Regions from separate parts of the Mus musculus genome. Here regions 1, 2 and 3 are each linked to region 4. Evidence: chromatin loops called from intact Hi-C (ENCODE). Cell type or tissue: heart. All regions are shown on one strand. Region 1 has its middle 26 kb from the start of 6030471H07Rik. Region 2 has its middle 14 kb from the start of Gm11415. Region 3 holds the start of Bnc2 (basonuclin 2). Region 4 overlaps Ccdc171 (coiled-coil domain containing 171).

Region 1 (5,000 bases), 220 kb before region 4:
GAGACTGAAAGATGTAGTTAGCTGGGTGGGAAGGCCACTCCTGGGAGGCCGCATTCTGTGCTGGAAGCCAGCTCCACCCCTGACTGATATTTCAACAATTCCAGAAGGAGCATTTGAAAGACCTTCTGCCAAAGGACTACTACTGTTCTGTACACTGTACACAGCTTTTGCTCAGTCACATCAGGGGTTCTTTACAGAGTCACAGAGGTTAATGACTGAGGAGAGGAAAAAGCCTCACTAAATCCTCGGGACACCTGAGAACCTAGCACTAGTGTTTGGTCCTTTGAAACAAACACACCCTCAAAAAAAAGGACAAGGGATAGAAGGTATTGGGTTTTCTTGTTTTCTTGCAAAGATCTTTCACTCACTTTGAAGTTCAGCAGCCTCAAGCATTGCCTCTATTTTGTGACCTTGGGCAAGTTGCTTCTCTGAACCAAACCTTAAAGATGGAACTTTTCTTACTTGCTTGCTTTAAGAATTGTGTGTGTGGCGGGGGAACCACAAAGCATCAACACAGTGCCTAGAAGCACAGTGATAAGTATGCTCACAGAATCTGAGGAGCATCTCTTGGTTGCATGCCTTGAAGCTGCAGGCTAGGAGAGTATTTTGTTTTTATTCGCCATGAAGGAGAAGGGACACAAATGTGCACTGTTTTGGGACTTTGGTGCAGTTTCACCTCTTCTCTGCTTACCTGATATCTCATCTCGTCACAAGGTGATTCCTACGAGGGAAGTCGGGGGTTGGAAGTCAGCAGTTCACTTTTTCAGAGCATCCAGGTCCCCTTGGGTGGGCTCTGCTATCCCTAGCAAGCAGACCCCGCCTTACTTGGCTCCTGCAATCCACAAAGTGGTATGGCTGGCGGCCATGGGAGAGTTCTTTTTCTAAAGTATGTTTTCTCTATAAACACAATCATAAAATGAAAGCCAAGTGTCAGTAATGGCCGGTTGCACCCAGCCCAGCCCAGAGGTCAATGTGGAGGAGGAGAGGCCCTGTGTCCCACCGTGTTGTCAGGATGCACAGACCCTTCCTTCCCCAGATTCACTTGGCTGGAAGAGTTTCAAGAGGGTCAAGGGAGAAAAGGCTTTAGGAAGGAAAAACAGAAGGAGGAGGAAGATGAGGAGGAGGCGGCAGTGCTGGCTAAGGGGCGGCTATGCTTAGCTGCTCCCTCTCCAGGCTCCTCTGCTAGACTCAGAAAAATAATACTCCTTCCACCGACTTGTCATTTGACCCATAAATTGCAGTACAGGGGTGCTTAAGACTCCCCCTGGGGCTTTATCTGTGCACTTCCGGTTCTAAAGCAGAGTTCCTGACCACGGACATGGCCACACCATCACAGAGCCTGCCGTGGGATGAACTGGATCCGTGGGATCCCTGAGCTCTGCAGCCATGGGCAGGAGTGATGGGAGGCTCTCTCTCCCTCTGACTGCATTCCCATGGATGGGATCAAGTGGAGTTTTGGAAGGATGATTGTTGGCAACTCAAGCCCTGGCTCCTTGAAGGCACAAAGTGGAATGGAGTCACCTCTGTGAGTCAGAAGACAAGAGCCTGCGGGCTTAAGTGGTAGAAGCCCTCTGGTCCCAGAGCCCTGTGGCTATGGAATTCCCTCTCTGACACCCCTAGCATTTTGGTCTGTCTGTTCTTCCCTCCCCATGCCTACCACCATGGGAGCTAAGCTCTTACTCAAATACTTGATGAATACCACTGGTTCTAGCTACATTTCGTGGTCCATGTCTCTTTTGGACCTGCTTTTAAAAATTGGTTCTTCAAGGAGGGTGGAGGGCAGGGGAGGACATCCAGAGGTGTGACAGGCAGAGCTGGCTCTGAATCCTTCCAGATGCACTGTGGTCTCTTCAGAAGGAAAACTTAAGGCTCACAGCTGCATTGCTACAAGCGTGGGGATGAAGCCGCCGAGGGCCTCCACATATTTTCCTTGGCTCCTGCACAAGCCGTTGACATCATTTCAGACTGCACCATTCAGCCACTGCTGTTTAGAACTTGTGGCCGAGTGGGGCTACGTTCCAGAATCTGGGGAAGGTTCTGATTGCAAATTGGGTGGTGGTGGTGGTGATGGTGGTGGTGTGGAGGTGGTCCCACCAAGTTTGTAAAAACAAACAAAGATTCACTGAACCGTGCCCTTCCTCCACTGGGATGACGAGCGAGGTGAACTCTGCCCGCTGCCAGCCCACTCCTGTAATGCACAGGGATCTAGGCTGGAGCAGCAGAGCCTTTGTTCTGGTTCTAAGAAAGGGAGAAGTGACAAATAACTGCTGTGGGTATGAAAACCAGAGGTTCCAGTAGCAAATTCTGTCACATCCTCCCAAATACCACTTGGGCCTGGGCCACTCTGGGCCCATCTACCTTTCCCTGCAAATTCCACATTTCAGGAAAACCCTGTTAACAGTTCCCAGAGGCCCCAGAAAAGGAAATGGCAAGAGTCAGATGTGTAAATATTAGGAAACTGGGCATGTAGGTGGGTGGGTGCGTGCTGTGTGAGAGGATTAATGGCGTCAGGCGCCAGCCAGCTCCTCTACATGGGACTCCTGTGAGGGAGAGTCTCTTAGAGTCAAGTTCTCACAGCTCCACAAAGCCCTCCATTCTGGACCCAAGTACAGCTGGGAAGAATTTCAAAAGTGCAGGCGAGCTTAAGGAAGATTAGGGAGAGCCAGAGGAGAGTGCCTCTGATTTCCGCGGACGATGTCACTGTGGTGTCCAGGATGTGAGACTCCCTGTCTCCCACCAGGGACAAGGGGGCTTACTGTGACTTCCCAGCCTCTAAGGCTGCCAGGGCTGACTCGGAATCCCAGAAGAGTCGCTGTACTTCCACAGCTTCCACTGATGACTTCTGTGGGTCAGAAATGAAGCACGGTCTTCTTTCCCCTGCCTCTCACAGTACAACTGCCAATGTCTGTGGTGTAAATACTCCCGTTGGGGCCAATTTTAGGTTGCCAAAATATTTGGGGACAATTTTTCATCATTCACTTAGAGTTCTTCACATCTTGCGAGCAGAGGGACTGACAGCTACTATTCTGGATTGGTTTTCAAAGTCCCTCTCCACCCCCAGCCCACATTTAAGGCAGAAAATATAGACCCCAGGTCTCCAGAAGGTGGCAAGTATACACACTAGGAGAAATTGCTCCTTGTGCAGGACTACCCCAGGAGAGCTGTTGATCAAATCCCCTTCATTAACTCTGTGTGAAAGAGAAATACGCCTTCCTCACCATGAGACAATGAGACTTAGGTTTGCTGGTGCTTGCTGGTATTGCTTACCCTGGCTAATACAGGTAGCCACCACAATTCTCTGCACTTAGAGATAAGGAAGTTGAGGTTTGCAGGCTCATGGATTAGGTAAGATTGCTGGTAAATGGAAGAGCCAAAATCTATATCCAGTTCCATCCTTCTCCAAAGCCTGTCTGTAAGCTTTGATGGCTTCCCATGACAGAGGCCAGGGTAGCAAGGGGTCTGAGGGCTGCTGGTTTCCCAGGAAGGGAAACCGATCTCCCTGCCAAAGAAGGCCTGTTCTGTGGTGTGTACCACATTCTCAGGGTAGTCTGGGCTGAAATCTGTCCATCTGCTGCTCCCTGGGAGATGGCTTCATTGTGTACAAGCTGCTACTGTTCAGGGCAGAGCAGGGATTCTCTGAAGAACTCTATCCTGACAATGACTATGCACCCAGGACAGCTGGGGGACTAAGCCAGGTCCTATGACAATGAAACACTCACCACAAGGGGACTGTGTGTTTGTGACAATTTGGTAGCCACTCATCACTGGGAAACTGCTGTAGCCACATCCCTAGTCAGCTGGGAACCGCCAGGGTGCACAGCCAGGAGGGGTCGCCAGGAAGCAGCCGCCCAGCTTTGACTTCCCTGAAGGTCCCAGGTAGCTTACATAAATCACCTTTTAAGCATCTCTGCTGCACCTGCTGCAGACATACAGCTGCAGTTACAACTGCTTGCATGACTGTCTTAGAGACTGACACAGGATTTGTGTTCTGATTTCTGGATGTGTTTTTAAAGGAAAACTCCGACAAAAGTATTTGAACAAGGCCACGTTTGGTTTGACATTTAATGAATCACCCGTGTTGAAAAGGGAGAAAGTACATGGATTCGGGAATGCCTTGGAAAACACCAACCATGGAAACACTGCAGGGTGATAAAAGGAAGCTCGGGAGGTGGAAGGGATGTCTGTCCTATTAGATGCTGCCTGTCCTGGCACTGAAGGAGGGAAATGTTCAGGAGGCAGCTCTGAAGTGTCTGACTTCACCGGCGAGGTTCTCTGAGCTGTTACTGTAATCCACACCACTTTTCTGGAAAAGAACCCAATGAGGTTAGGGCAGGTGAGGGTGCTCATGTTTAAAATCCTAGCATTCAAAAGGCTGGGGCAGGAGGTTGGTGAGTTTGAGGCCAGCCTACATAGGAAAATCCTCATGTGGGTGTGTTTGTGTGTGTGTGTGTGTGTGTGTGTGAGCGCACATGTATATGTGTATATATATATATATATATATATATATATATATATATATATATGGAGAGAGAGAGAGAGATACAAAGTACAAAAGAGAAAGATTATCCTCCACACGAGCACACTAGATCAGGATTGTGTAGAAAATGCCTGATGAATTCTTCCCCAGAATGTTTGTGAGACAGGCTCACTGCTCAGTCATGGGTCTAGATGACCACCCTCTGAGCCTGTGCTCTGTGTCTCTCATCCTGACCTTCTAGAGGAACAGAGCCTTGGCTTTGCCTCTGGTCCTCTTGGCATGGGTATTCCTCCCCACCACCCACCTGGTAGGTCACTGCTGTTCACAGCTACTTCCAGGCTCCCAGAGGTTCTGACGCAGACTGGAGAGCTCAGCCGAGGTGTGACTAGATGGACATAAAATAAGTAGCTATGAGGCTGAGAGCCTGACTGCTGAGCTCTGGAAAATACAGGCTTCACAGACCATTTCTCTCTCTCTCTGGGTCCTGCCCAGCTCCTCCCAAGCCTTGGCACTCCACCATCCA
Region 2 (5,000 bases), 110 kb before region 4:
CTTTGAGTGTTCCTTTTTCATATCCTCTAGCTTCTCCCCAATATCCTCTCCCAGATAAAGAATCCTATAACCTTTCTTCACCATGAAAGGCCAGAAGCTTCCCTCCCATTACCACAGAGCTGGCTGTGGCTGTAACATTCTGCTCATTAATGGCTATAGCTCCCTGGCCAAAGTATCTTTCACTCAAAGAGGGCATCATGTTATGGCTGAAGGGAAAATGCCATAGAGCATTTATATTGTCTCAAAATTATACCCAGAGCTCATAGAAGGCAAATGGAGAAAGTCTGGAGTTTTAATATCACATCAAGAAAGTGGTCATAGAATATATGCAGTGGGGAGGCTGTATTCCTGGACTAAAACCTGTATGTTTTATAAGGGCACGAGACCCCAGGATTCTCTTTCCTCTAGATGTGTCAGAGTCTGAACCTCGCTGTGTCTGTCTTTCCTAGTGGCCATACTTCACACTTAGTCTCTACTGGAAGTTTGGAGTTTGAATAGCACATCAAGAAAGTGGTAATAGAATATTTACAGGAGGCAGGATAGCATTCGTCAGAATGGCATTAAGAGAAATATGTCTTGAAAATGTTAATCTGACAGCGGAGTGTAGAAAGTTTGAAAGGCAGGAGGCTAGAGAGAAATTTGGGATTTCACAAGGAATAAGTAATGATGGCCTGACTGCAGAGGCTGAGATAGTGGAGGAGAGCAGACAGAGGCACGAGGTAGCTTTCACAGCTCTGGAACAGGCTAAAGAAGAACACAATCCAGCCAAGATAAACCATGGAGCTTATTACTAGGAATCTAATGCGAGAGTCAGAAAGAGGAAACCCAGGTAGAAAAAAACAGGTACCTGAAGGATGACCATACACTGCATGAGCATCTAAGGTTGGAAGTGCTACTGGATCCGCCTGGTGGAGCCATTGCTCAGACTGTCGGAAACAGAGGTGCCAAGCTGAGAAAATCCAAGGACACAACTGTAAAAACCATGGTTGCATTCCTGGACTAAACCCTACATGATTTAAGGACTTAAGAGATCCCAGGACTCCCTCTTGCTCTTACTGGCTCATCCTCCACCCATGTATCCTAGTCCTACCAATCCTCAGTGGTCAGACAACAGGGAGACGGAGCACACTGGAGAATGTCTCAAAAATGAACAAGGAAAACCATGTTAAGCCATCACAGATAAATGACCATAAAGGACTAGGGGACTATTCAGCGAGCCAAAGTATTATGATCATATTCTGCAACCATTTGAGACAAAATTGTACCCATGAAAAGAGACTATATAATGGTCATAGAAGAGTGACTAGCAATCCCTAAAGAACACTTTGAAATAAAATTCATGTGTCATTTTATTATAATAAAATTTCAACAGAAAAAGTCCTTAAAGTTAAATAACAATCACCCCAAAGAAAACCAATTAGCAGAGAGGATCCTTTATGTCACAATAAGACAATAGAAAAGACAGCTTGATAATGAATCTGTAAGGTGAACTGAGCAATCAAAGATGTCACACAAGAGTGAAAACTAATGCATCAGTTGGATGTGCCCACCACACTCCCAGCAAAAGGAATGAAGAGTCATGAGTAGACTTGCTCTTATGAACCATCCACATCAAGAAGTAGGTCCTAAAACCCTCAGAACAGAATGGACAGCACGGTTGCATGGATGTTGTGTCCATGGCAACAAAATGAAGAGTGGGAGCCACACAAGAAACACCAAGATGTAATGCCAGAGCTGAGAAAAGCCCTAGTGAGCTAGAACCAAATGTTGTCCTAGGTTTGCCTTGGCCTTCGGGAAAATACTTCCAACATGTGGAAACCAAATGGATCTGATGCCACCAGATGGAACCAATGGTGTGACAGAGAAAGGGCGTCCTTTCCCCTCTCACCTCTTCAGGCCCCACAGGAAAGGAATAAATACTGGTCCATGGAGGACAAGGATCTGGGTTGTGACGGTGTCCGTATGTGAGAGATGGAGAACAGTCCTTGAGAAGAGCAAAGACAACCTTCGTGCAATCAGGAGATGTAATTCTCCCTCCCACCCCCAAAGCAGCAACACTGAGTCTTAGCTGAGTTATTTGTTCTCTGTGCTGGTTCCCCCAGCTTGTCCAGCCTCTGGATTAGCTGTCAGCTCCTGCACACTGAGGCCTGTCATTCTGTCACTGTACCTGGTACCTGACCAGCCCTGGCACTCAACAGGTGTTAAGTACTGGCTGACCGTGACTCCTATAAAATGGAATGTTTTGCTCCTCTGCTAAGTATTTACAGTCCTCTCCATTATTGGAAGAAGATACGTAAGAGGTCTCTGTTGTCACTCCTAAAAACAGAGAAGCCCATTTATTTCCTGTCATTCTACTTCAAAAATATGACTAATAAGTTCATATGGATCATTAAAACTTCATGTCTAAGAGAATTATGCTGCAAACATCTAAAGCAGGATGTTCATAGCACTACGCCCCCTCAGGTTGCGCCTTTCCTTTCTGTTCCCAGGACTGTCTTCCAGAAATTGTTCCTCAATGTCACTGTGAGAATTTTTCTCTCCCTGTCACATTTATAGCACTTTGGCACTCACTATGAGGACTTCATCAGATTCTGGCTCTGTGTCTTAGCACTGAAGCCCCGTGTGACATTGCCTGGGAATAACTCACTTCCGCAATTGTTTCCCAGGCATCCGGCAGCCCCATCCTCTTGCCACTAATATAATCTAGTTCCACTTCAGAATATCGACACCAGTGTGCACGGTTCTATTTTTGGATTTATTTCCATACCAAGAACTAATCTCCAACTCTCTCGAACCAGCAGGGGATCCTACAAGTCAAGTCAATTCTGAGACCGACTCCCTGGATGAGTGTCAGATGACAGAATACGCACGTACTCACTGTCTTCAGCTCAGATGTCAATCACAAGTCCAGGGTCGCTTCCACTTGCTTCTGAGCAGTTATGTATAAATCAGGGTGCCCACGAGCCCTCTTCTGTGCTGGGTGATTTGTAAAAGCCCTCACAGAATGAGAAACGGTGTGTTTCCTGTTGCCACTTTGTTATGAATGACATGGCCACAGAGCAGCTGAATGAAGATATACAGGAATGGAGGAAGTGTGCAAAGTGACCAAGTTCACATGCCCCTCTGGGTGGTCCACCCTCAGAAAATCAAGGTAAGGACCAGACGTCCAGCAACCTGGAAGTTAGCTAATTAGTAAAACTCAGGTTTTACAGATTCCACCTAAACAGGATTGATGGAGTCACTGGTTGCTGAGAATTAGCTCAGTCTCAAGCCCCTTTCCCTTCCCTGAGACTGGAGATGGGGGGCTGAAAGTTTCAACCAAAATAATCACAGGTTGGATACTCTGGCTACCAGATCCATCTTGGGGGTGTTTAAGGGGCCACCAAGTGAGTCCCCTCATTATGTACAACCACACAGGGACCTAAGAGGGATGACACAGAGACAGCAAGTTGCTCCTCCTCTCACTTATGGAGCTGGCGGGAAACAGCCAATATCTATTTCTTAACTCACACCACAGCCATCCTTATTTTAGGTCTACATCGTGTGTGGCAAGCACCCCCTAAAGCAGTGGTCTCAACTTGTGGGTTGCGACCCCCTCAGGGGTTGCATATCAGATATTTACACTATAATTCATAACAGTACCAAAATTACAGTTATGAAGTAACAACAAAGTGATTTTATGGTTGGAGGGGGGGGCGGTTACCACAACATGAGGAACTGTATGTAAGGGTCTCAGCTTTAGGAAGGTTGAGAGCTAAGAGGAATCCATACACTTAAGAGGCTCGCTTGAATGCTTCAGCTGAGAAGGGGGTGCCTCAGATAGCTTGTGTTACTGACCTCCTGACAAGGGCTTAAGTCTTAGCTCCTCCCTTTGTCTTCTTCTTCTAATCTGGAACCCACAGAGACACTCCAGCTCCTCTGCACCCCATTTACACCCAGCCCAGTTTACTGTTTACTGGACTGCTCAAAGCAGATGCCACTGTGGGGCTAAGAATGGACTAGAACTCCTGTCTCCTGAGAGTCTCCTTTTTTGGCCCAGCACCCCAGAGTCCTAAGTGCGAGTGAATTAAATATCTGAGGAAATCCTTCCTCTTCCTCTCCCTAGCTTAAGCAAAGAGAATTCTCCATCTGACTTGTTGTAGCTCTTGAACTTTTAGATTAAACTTTAGGAACAAAGCTAGAATCAATAGTGGCTCGTACTGTCCTGATTTATCCTTTGTTTACGTTCCCTTCAAAGACTGCAAAGGAAAGAGCTAGAGACTAAGGCAGACTGAATTGTGTGCCCTAAAGCTTACCCATCTATACACACCTATACAGTGTATGTTTGAGAGGGGGGGATAGGGAGGGAGGGGAAAGAAGGAAGGAAGGAAGGAAGGAAGGAAGGAAGGAAGGAAGGAAGGAAGGAAGAAAGGAAGGGTGGGTGTAAGTGTGAGACAGAGGGTAAGAAGAGAAAGAGTGTGTGAGAGAGTGTGTATATGTGCATGTGTGTGAGAGAGAAAGGGAAGAAGGAAGGAAGGAAGGAAGAAAGGAAGGAAGAAGGGAGGGAGGGAAGGAGGGAGGAAGGAAGGAAGCATGTGTGTATATGTGTGTGTGTGTGTGTGTGTAAGAGAGAGAGAGAGAGAGAGAGAGAGAGAGAGAGAGAGAATATGAGTGAGCATGTGAACCTTATCATTTGCTACAGTTCTCATGTGAAAGGTAGAAGACAGGCTTGGCTATTGGTCCTTGACTTACACCTTGTCTGAAATGGGATTTCATCCATGATGCATGTACTAGACTAACTGGCCCTCAAGATTCTGGAAATTAACCTGTCTCTGCCTCCTCTCCCACCACAGAAGATCTGGGATTAGAGATAGAGATAGAGATAGAGATAGAGATAGAGATAGAGATAGAGATAGAGATAGAGATAGAGATAGAGATAGAGATAGAGATAGAGATAGAGATAGAGATACAGGTTACTGCATCTGGCTTTTACATGAACTCTGGGGACCCAATCTCCAGTT
Region 3 (5,000 bases), 880 kb before region 4:
AATAAAAAATAGTTTTGTCGCCGGGCATAGTGGCGCACGCCTTTGATCCCAGCACTCGGGAGGCAGAGGCAGGCAGATTTCTGAGTTCAAGGCCAGCCTGGTCTACAAAGTGAGTTCCAGGACAGCCAGGGCTACACAGAGAAACCCTGTCTTAAAATAACAAAAAACAAACAAACAAACAAACAAAAAATAGTTTTGTCCTCATGGCCCTTCTAGGAGGGCCTTGGGGACTGTTGGATGTCCCCAGTACGCACCCAGCGGATACCTGGGTACAATAGTGTCTCCTGTCTCCTTTCAAAGAATGGACTGTTTTGCCGTATTCCTATAGCACTTTGACACAATGGTGATAATGCTTCTGACATTCCTAGACCCATCCTTTGCCCTGACTAAGCTTATTCTTTAGCTGAAAAGTAGTAAGCATATAAGCAAAAACAAAACACAGCTTACACGAAGACAAGCACACAAAAGACAAAAGGAGAGGTAGAACGGATGGGGCAAGGAGGATTTTGCAGAGTAAACGAAGAGCTATCTTCTTTGACTCTTCAGGAGTAAAGTTGGAGATAAGGTGAAAGTGGGAAGAAAGGGACTCTGGACAGGGTAAGAGTTTAAGCAAAGAGAAGAGCCACCAAGGTCTAAGCCTAGAAAGCAGATGAGCAAATTAGAGCCAAAGAGAGTGGAGTCCAACAGAAGATTGAACAGCTGGATGGGGCACTGAGTCAGGTAGCTGCAAAGCATTAGGATATTGCAGGACACAGAGGACCCAAGGCTCTGGCCCTCCTCCTTCCTAATGCTTCAGCCCTCTAACACAGTGCCTGGTGGTGTGGTGACCCCCAACTACAAATTTATTTTTGTTGCTACTTCATACTTGTAATTTTGCTACCATTATGAATTGTAATGTAAATATCTGTGTTTTCTGGTAGTCCATAGGGTTCAAGACCCACAGGTTGAGGACCACTGACCTAAGTAAGATCTTGAGCCAGTTGTCAAAGTCACTGGAGACAAGACTATGGCTTCTGCCAATTCTGCCACCTTCTTAAAGGCTGCTCTTCAGTCCAGCCCAGACTCCATCTTTGTAATGACTGTTTAGAAAGGCAGGGGGACTTCGCTAGATACATCTGACCTCAGGTAGAGTGACTGCATGCTAACATCAAGAACAGTCAGTTCTGGAACCAATCAGAGGAATGTAAATTACAGGTTGCTTGATGTAGAAAAAAAAAGTAGCGTGGCACATGTAGGTGTGCAGCCAGAAACACACTGTGTGGATACAACTGTTTGGCAACTTGCTGGACTGTCACTTAAAAGCAGTTAAGTGTATGAATGGGTTTGTGTGGGTAATGACTCTGAAATTAGCTGCTAGCTTTTCCCAATCTTTTCGTGATGCAGGGAAACACACTGAAACTTGGCTTCTTTCTGGAAGCTGCTTGTGAGGCTCCTAGGACCTCAGAATGAACATTTGGTCACCATTATCTCTCGGGTAATCAGTTGCTACAGAATGACGTCATAGTTCTGCTTAGAGAACAAGAGAATATGCTCCACACCTTAATCAAATCATTTGACGATGAGCCTACTTTGATAACATGCATTTAAACATATTGGATAACGGTTAGATACCTAACCCGTAATTTGTCCCACAGCAACTGTCACTCATTAGAAAATTTAAGAGATAAACATGTGCCTAAAGTCTATAGTGTTTCCTGCATAGAATCGACAGATTCTGAAGTGACTACCAATCTGCTTTGCATGGGCCTAGGAGGAGTCAGGAATTTGAACCCAACTAGTACAAGGAACTGCAGGTGCTGGTGGCCCTAATGTTTAAAAAAAAAAGAAAAAAAAAAAAAGGCTGGATCCACGTGGATAAGCTAACTCACATTCTCAGGCCAGCTGTTGCTACTTGGGATCTAGTCAGCCATGGATCCTGAAAAAAAAATTAAGCTTAACCATTGTGAATATACATTAAACTTATGACGGTGTGTGTATGTGTGTGAGTGTGTCCTAAATTCCAAGTCTACATATTTTCGGAGGAATTTAATTCTGACCTCTGAATGAAATTATGAGGCTTCTCCCTCTGCTTGGGGAAAGAGAGAATGGAAGGAGGGACGAGTTACTCTTTTCAGGAAGAAACAGTAATCAAACCTGTTTTCAGCCAACCAAATCTTCCGCAGGATTCTCTGATTTCTTAGAGCTCAAGAGTGTGCTAGAAACCTGTGCTTTCCTCCCGAGACAGATAAGCAAAAAGTTTGCTCTAGCGATGATAAATCTGCACGAGGCGGAGACGGTTTTGGCACACGGTGTACATTAGAAAGATGAGGATGATTAAGTCTCCCCCCTCCCCCCCGAATCTTGCAGCCCGACTGTGTTTTGCTTCCATTTAAGAAGTGTCCTTCAACCGCTGGCGGCTGCGTGCCGAGCCTGCCGCCGGCAACCCGTGTCTTAAAGCAGGGCAACTCGGGTCGTCTGAGTGTCACCCCACACGTGTGACTGGTGTCCGTCGCGGGCGCCCGCTAGGGTGGCAGTCTCCTTCCTCTCCCCCGCCAGCTGCAGCTCCAGGCCCAGACCTAGAAGGGGAAGGAAGCCCTGGCCGCAAGCCGCCGTCTGGGCCGGCACCAAAGCCGCCGCTCCCAGAAACTTTTCGCCCCTAGCTGTGCGCAACTTTCTGCCCCGGGTCCCCGGGCGCGTCACGGTCCCCGGGCTTCCCCTGCCTTCACTCCGGCGCCGCCCAAGGCAGACCAGAGCCGGGCCGAGCAGACCGAGAGTGGGAGAAGCCCGGAGCGGAGGCGCTGCGCCGCAGTCGGAATAAAGTTCGCGCCCGGTGCTCGGCGGCGGCTCGCAGCCTTCCCTCTCCCCTCCCGGCTCCTCGCATTTTTCCCCCTTGTTGACAGCTGGGCGCTGGCCGCCACCTCCACTTCCACGCCCGCACCCCCCGGGGGGCGCCAAAGTTGTTTTTCCATCCACGGAAGAGGGGGTGTGTGTCTAGCGAGGTGGGGGTGGGGGAGGGCTAGACATCCTCCCCGAAGCCCCTAGAAAAGCTTGAGGACAACAACAAAACAGGCGGCGAACACCCTAGTCCGGACAGTTGCGCCGGGAGCAGAAACTTGTGCCGGCGCGGCCACCGGTCCCCCCCGCGCCGCCGCGCGCACCCCGCCTCGCCAGCAGCCCCCCTCCCGGACAGTCCGTTCCCTTTTTTTCTTTTCTCCCTCTGCCCGGGGAGGAGCGGGACAACTCGGAGCGCCGGCTCGAGGGAGCGAGCGCGACCCTGGGCGCGGGTGTAAATCAGTCACCTGAGCGCCGAGGGGCCGCGGCGAGGGCGCGCGCGGGCGGGTGGGGAGTGGCGCGGGCGGCGAGCGCGGCCCGGAGCGGCCGGGCGGGGGAGGGAGCAGGCCGAGCGGCGAGCTGAGGCGGCCGAGGGGCTGGTCCAGGCGCGGCCGCTAAGAGGAGACCAAGAGGCGGGGGCTGCACTTGACAACCAGCATGCCGAGATGGTAAGAAGTTTCCACCTCCTCTCCGCTTGCGTCTGCACTTGGTAGGGACAGACCCGGGCGGGACGCCCCGGGGCCGCGGCGGGCCGCGTTCTCCTCTAGCGCCGCGGCGTGAGGAGGCGGGCAGCCGGCGGCGCTCCCGAAATCCACCCCCCACTCCCCCAACTTGGCCCCAAGTTCTCGAGGCGGCTGCGGGAGGGCGAGCGGGCGGGCAGGCGGACGGGAGCGAGGGCTCCCCGCGCCTTAGGTGAGCGGCGGCCAGTCGGGGACTCTGGGGACCGGGGAGCCCTCGGGGAGGGCGCGGGACACGGGGACCCGGGATGCACGGGGCTGCCGGGACCCGCGGCAACTTTCCCAACTTGCCGGCCTGTTGAGAGCCCTGAGCGGCGGCTGGGCATGGGTGCCGGGGCGCGGCCCGCGGCCCGCGTGGGGACCGCAGCGATGCCCGCGCGGCTGCGGAGGACGCGGACGCGGCCAGTCAAATCCCGCTAGACAGACACGTGTGTGCTTTCCCGAAGTGCGGTTCTGAAGCAGCCGGCCCACTGCGCTTACACGCCGACTGGACGGTGGGATTTGAGACCTGAAAGGGGGGCAGAATTTAAAAACATATATATATATATACAGTAGTGGTGGAGCTCAGGACAAAACTAGACGGAATCTCCCGTGGGATGAGGCGAAGATTAAAACAAAACAAAACTTGTAAGTGCCAAGTGGTGGTGGAAAAGGGATGGCACAGCGCAGGGGGACTCCAGCCCAGTCCCTGGAAGGGACGGCTTCTCTGCAGCGAGGAAGCAGGCAATTAGTTCACCCAGTGATGAGCCTCACTGTCTGCTTTCGGGAAGTCATTTGTTAGAAATGGGGCTTGACCACTCTTTTTTTCTTGGAGTTCCCTACCACCCAGTGTCGCTGTTGTTAGCCCCACTTGGGGGCTCTGATACAAAGTGGGCCCTATGTACATGGGATGTATAAGAAACGGGGTGATAGCAGGTTGACATTTTTTTTTCCTCTTCCCTTCCCCCTGATGTGACATCTCTTGTTTCAGAGATCAAAGTCACAACTGGAATGTAGGAGATGGTACTGTCAAATGCAGACATACACACATACAAAATGCACCCAGGACTGCGGTTACAGTAATGCTGACAGAAATTAAAGAGGTTTTGAAAGCAGCGTGCGATTTATGATGCTTCCCATTTACCCTAGAGTCAAGCTGTTGTAAAACTGATGTACAAAAGACATCATAAAATAATCCTGTGTATCCAGGATTAAAGTGGCAGAAAGTGGCCTGTTTTATTAATTTTTATGTACTTCGTGAACATTTGTAGTTGTTGGATCCTGTGTTAATGGAGGGATCAAAACAAAGTATGAAATATATCTCCTTAGAGCTGGAGAGTTTCTTGTAACGGCATTTTACAGAACATTATTAAAGCCAGTTGCACGCCTTTTCTTCCCCTGGCTAGTATTACTATTTGTCTACAGATCTATTCCCATATACTAATCACTGAGCGGTGGCTGAGTCCATTTGTC
Region 4 (5,000 bases):
TCACAACCACAGAGAATTCATGTTTTCATCCCCCAAAGTATTACTATTACTATTATTAGTATTCTAAGTTTCCTTCTAAACCAACAAAATCTAGTTTGGGGAAAATCTTTATTCGTGAATTTTGATAAGAGGCAACCCTTGGAAGAACAAATCTAGGACACCAAATAAAGGATTCTTTTACACTTATTCGAAAAATCTCAAATCATATTGTATTCATATCTGTAATAAATTGATGAATACTGATAATCAAATTTAAAACACATTTAATCGTGTAAATAACGGTAAAGCCTATAAAAGAAAATAAAAATGTTTGATGCCTAGTTATATAAATATATTCTAGATTTTTTTTAAAAAGTTATAAACATTTTTTGCAGAGCATAACAGAGGCTCTAATAACAGGATAAATTAGGGTGTAGAATATTGAAAAGTTAATACAGATCATGAACTAACACTTATTTTATACAAAATTAAGATTCCACATGGTCATAAACTAAAGAAAGAAAAAGATTATTTTAAGCTATTAAATATTAAAAGCGAGTTTTTAAAAAAACATTTCCTTTTGAATATATTGGGCGATCGAGAGAACTGTTAAATGAGGACAGTCTTTTATGAAATCAGGCTTTCTGTAATTCCATAGTGCTGATGATTTTTTTAAATGGAGGCTTTGGGCACTAAGAGAAAGATAAAGTATTTGCTGAATTTTGTATTTTCCAATTTACAATGTAATATGAACTTTAAGAAAATATGATCACAGAATGCAGTCGTGCTAGAACAGGATAGCTACAACATTTGAAAATGAATCCTTCTGAAAATAACTTCCTGAATTACTCTTAAAGTTATTCAAGGTTTCATAAGTTGATGTTTTGAGCTTTAAAATGAAATGGCCCTGTTTACACACTGTAGTACAATGCTCTATGAAACTTAAGTATTAAAAGGTAAAAGGACTCTTTAATACAAAATACAGTTGGACTTTAGGTTTTTCTAAAATTAAAATGTGGATTTTTTTGGAATTAACGTGAAAATTTTTCAGATATCTCCTTTAAAACTCTATATGTAAAGGGACTTATTTTAAAACAACAAACACAACAGATAGATTTGGCTTGAAAAGATAACAGCCTAATGTCTTACCAGCTTCCACTGAGAGGAAAGTGGGTCTTTTAATATTGGACTTTGACATAAACACATACTTTTCTTTGTAAAATGCTTTTCTGCATTATTTTAATTGGCTAGTCCTGGCTTTGAAGAAACGTGTTTTTATGCTACGTGATAGAAAGCATTTATTTGCATCTCATCTAAATTATTCACAATACTCCAAGGCTTCCATTCTCTCCCAGTTAGTACAATTTATTTTTCTACACATTTCAGTGGCAAGCAATGTTATTTAGGCTCTAACCTGGCATGCCACCACCTCTGGCCCACCCTGGAGCCCCTCCATTGCAAAGGTCTCCAGGTGCAGTTTGGGTAGCTGCAGGGTGAAGTCATTCCTAGTTGCTGCAGTCCGTGACAGTGAGATCTGATCTCTGACCTAAAGGGGGGAAAAAAAACAGCATCAATGGTAATTCCCCTTCAGACACATTAACTGGGATGAACTGGGTCCCCTTGAGCCCACTGAGTGGACTTGCATTGATCGCTGGACCTGAAATCCATGAATAAATTTAGGACTAATTGATTTTTCGTTGCAAATAAATCTCTAATTCAGAGTGCTGGGGGAGAATGTTAAGAAGAAAAAGCATCCTCCTGCTTGAAATGAAGAGGGGAGACGAGGCACAGAAGCCTTCTGATCAAGGCGCTTTGAATTATTCCTTCACAGCTCCACTCGGAAAATGGGGGGGGTGGGGGGGGACACAAAATCAAAAGCAAGCTGCAATCCCCTATTATCACTCTCTTAAAAGCGTGTTTAACTGACATTAGATCATGCATGTTGTACATGATAGTTACTAGGGACTGGGTTTTGAAAAGAAACTTCACTAGCACAGACTCTGGAATAAGAACAAATACACTCAACACAAAAGGGGACTTCAAAATACACAAGTACAGGGTTTGCTCGGCCTGCTCGGTGTTCCAAAACTGTAGGACTTAATTAAACTTAAGCCTGAGCAATAAACTCATGGAAACCGGCTTGGTCACAAAACCTCTAAATAAGATAACGGAAATAAAATCAGTAGCATTTGTACTAGAGTTTAAGTATTCAGAAAGGTAAGGACACAAGCTTGTACAGACGGAGTTCTAATTCCAAGCTCCTGTGGGCAGTTGATATCACACTGCCACCTTCTGGACAAATCAGCACACGCACAGCAAATACAAAGAAACTCCAGCACTTAGTCTTAGGAATTCTGTACTCAGGTTTGCATTTGAGATAAAGTTCTCGCTTTTCATCAGTCAGCTGAGTAAGAAGAGTTTACTTTTTTTTTAATATAATTTTATTTGTAATTCTTTTTTTTACACTCCATATTCCATTCCCCGCCCCTCCCCGCCCACTTTCCAACTGTTCCACATCCCACACCTCCTCCCCACCACACCCTGTCTCCACATGGATGCCCCCACCCCCACCCCATCTAACCTCTAAACTCCCTGGGGCCTCCAGTCTCTTGAGGGTTAGGTGCCTCATCTCTGAATGAACACAGACCTGGCAGGCCTCTACTGTGTGTGTGTTGGGGGCCTCATATCGGTTCCAGATTAATCAAGACTGCTGGTCTTCCTACAGGATCGCCCTTCTCCTCAAATTCTTTAAGTCCTCCCTAATTCAACAACAGGGGTCAGCTGCTTCTCTATTTCTCTTTCAGCTGCTTGTTGGGTGTTTCAGAGGCCAGTCATGATAGATCTATTTTTGTGAGCTCTCCATAGCCTCAGTAATAGTGTCAGGCCTTGGGACCTCCCCTTGAGCTGGATCCCACTTTGGGCCTGTCACTGGACCTTCTTTTCCCCAGGCTCCTCTCCATTTTTATACAGAAACATTTTCTAACATTTCGTGGGTTTCGGTAGGTTTTTAAATCTTTTTTTTTTTTTTTTTTTTTTTTTTTTTTTGCTATCATATATTTAACAAATACTATAAAACTACCTTACACCGTTTTGGGATTTGGCTCAGTGATTAAAGAGCTAACCATGCAAGCATAAGAGCCTGAGTTTAGGTCCCCAGCACCTGTTCCAAAACTAGGCACATGCTGGAGGTGGGAACGGTGGAGTCCTGGGAGTCTCTGGCCACTCAGTTCAACCAATCCAGAGCTCTGAGTTCAGTGAGAGATTCCAACCCAGAAAGTGCAGGGGTTTTTTTTTTGGGGGGGGGGCAAAAGAAGATGCTAATTTCACCCTCTGGCTTCTAGGCCCCTGTGCAAACACATGTGCACATGCAAACACACAGAGATCTCTTTCACACACACAAACATACAAAGATCATACACACACATACACACAGAATCTAACAGCCACATGACAGAGTTTTTATGAAGAAGCACAGAAGCACACATCAAGAATGGTGTTGAGTATATAAAATAAGACTAACCGTCAAATGAATCCACTTATATGTCTTGTTCTATGGAACATCCCAGCTCTAACACTGTAACTCAGCCCTGTAATCCCAGCACACGCATGCTGAGGCATGAAGTCACAGGTGCCAGGCCAGCCTGGGATACACAGCAAGTTGAAGATCAACCTGGACTATACAGCTAGACCCTGGCTCAATCAGTTGATCAATCAATCAGTCAATCATTCAGTTAGTCAGCGAAATAAATAAACTGTCTCTTTTTCTATTCTACTTGGGCAACCTGTAAAACTATTGGAAATATTTACTACTATACAAAATCAGTTAGATGTAAAACACAGACATCTCACGGATTGTCATATACTGTAGGGTTTTTTTCTTAAGCCAGCAAACACCCATAAACAAAGACATCTTAAATTGTTCGTGCTGATATATGGGTGTAAGTACAAGTCCCTGTCTTCGCAGGCTAGTCCTGAGTTTTCCTATTAGGCAGTGACCGTGAGAGGAAGTGCAGCAAACATGGCCGGGAATGTCTCACAGAAGCGTGGGCACTTCGTGCTCCCTGCAGATCTCATTCATGGTGTGTGCTGTATTTCTAACAGTAGTTTCCAGTCTTCTGTTGGGATGAAAACTCAACTGCACAAAGTAAACTATATTTTACAAGTAGCACTGCTTCCAGCTGTAACTTTCTTGGGTATGTGTACCTTCCTCCTTCCTTTTCTGTCACCAGTGATCGCTCAGATAAAAGAAAACATTAATGTGGATTAAGGTACTGAGAATTTATCAACATCAAACCACTGGTGTTTTGCCTTCTACCCTTCTGAACCATAGTCAATAGATCTAAATATTTTACTGCACCCTGGCCAATTCATTGTTTGATGTTTAAAAACTCACCCAGAATCAAAGAAAATTTATTAAATTTGAGCCCCCAAATGAGATACTATTAGCTTTGAAAGTCAGGTTTAACTGTGGTATTGATGATTCTCTTTTTTCTGTGACAAAATGCACTAGGGGATTCCTGGATGTCAAAGTACAAAAGCAGATTGCTAATGTGGGCATGGAGGGGGGACAGTTCCATGTAGGTGCAACTCACGACAGTGCCAGCACAGGGACATCTTTAACTCAAGGGGCACTGAGTACCAGCCTGCCCCCAGGAGGCCTGGCATACAGTGAGCAGAGGGCCACATCCCACATTCGCTAATAAAGCCTTTGAGTGTTTGAAACTTGAGCACTTTCAGGCCCGCAGGCAGTTTGTCCTTTAGAGCCTCGGCCCCACTAATCCTGACGCTGTGCAAGCACTCTGCTAGCGTGCTTCGCTTGACTTGCACGTGAAATACTTATAATTCGTTAAAAGTTGAAAGTTTCCGGTGCCACCGAGATACAGTGGCCCGGGACAAATCACAGACACTGCATCGCAAGTAGCTCCCCTACAATTCTGGAAGATTCCCCCACTTTTAAACTATACTGAAACTTGGAAAGGTCTCTAAAAATGTTCTTCAAATGGCTATAGAAAGTTTTTAGA

The links. Hi-C counts contacts between places; a loop is a spot of excess contacts. Peaks named below come from ENCODE experiments on the same cell type or tissue, not always from the same donor. Only the 100,000 strongest peaks of a DNase experiment are listed, where the experiment ranks them.
Region 1: it touches region 4 in a loop (2.1-fold over the local background); 3 of 42 quality-filtered maps call a loop at or near these places.
Region 2: it touches region 4 in a loop (2.5-fold over the local background); 7 of 42 quality-filtered maps call a loop at or near these places.
Region 3: a loop joins it to region 4, with 3 times the contacts of the local background. A loop is called at or near these places in 4 of 42 quality-filtered maps.

Annotation. Positions count from the first base shown.
Region 1 is chr4:84,015,913-84,020,912 of GRCm38, reverse strand. No RefSeq gene overlaps it. Among named protein-coding and RNA genes, the nearest start is that of 6030471H07Rik, 26 kb to the left of the region's middle. In heart, no CTCF peak of the experiment used is centred here; DNase peaks (open chromatin) are centred at 1,922, 2,652 and 4,922; H3K27ac peaks cover 998 bases.
Region 2 is chr4:83,899,914-83,904,913 of GRCm38, reverse strand. No RefSeq gene overlaps it. Among named protein-coding and RNA genes, the nearest start is that of Gm11415, 14 kb to the right of the region's middle. In heart, no CTCF peak of the experiment used is centred here; a DNase peak (open chromatin) is centred at 2,643; H3K4me3 peaks cover 563 bases; H3K27ac peaks cover 278 bases.
Region 3 is chr4:84,673,454-84,678,453 of GRCm38, reverse strand. It overlaps Bnc2 (basonuclin 2), which reads left to right and starts at 3,051. Exons shown (of 7, transcript NM_001369083.1): 1 at 3,051-3,479. The coding sequence starts at 3,477. In heart, a CTCF peak has its summit at 2,528; DNase peaks (open chromatin) are centred at 2,693 and 3,353; H3K4me3 peaks cover 2,743 bases; H3K27ac peaks cover 1,965 bases; H3K27me3 peaks cover 3,549 bases.
Region 4 is chr4:83,791,725-83,796,724 of GRCm38, reverse strand. It overlaps Ccdc171 (coiled-coil domain containing 171), which reads right to left. Exons shown (of 26, transcript NM_001355378.1): 24 at 1,394-1,525. Among named protein-coding and RNA genes, the nearest start is that of Gm42309, 48 kb to the left of the region's middle. In heart, a CTCF peak has its summit at 2,271 (motif pointing left); no DNase peak of the experiment used is centred here.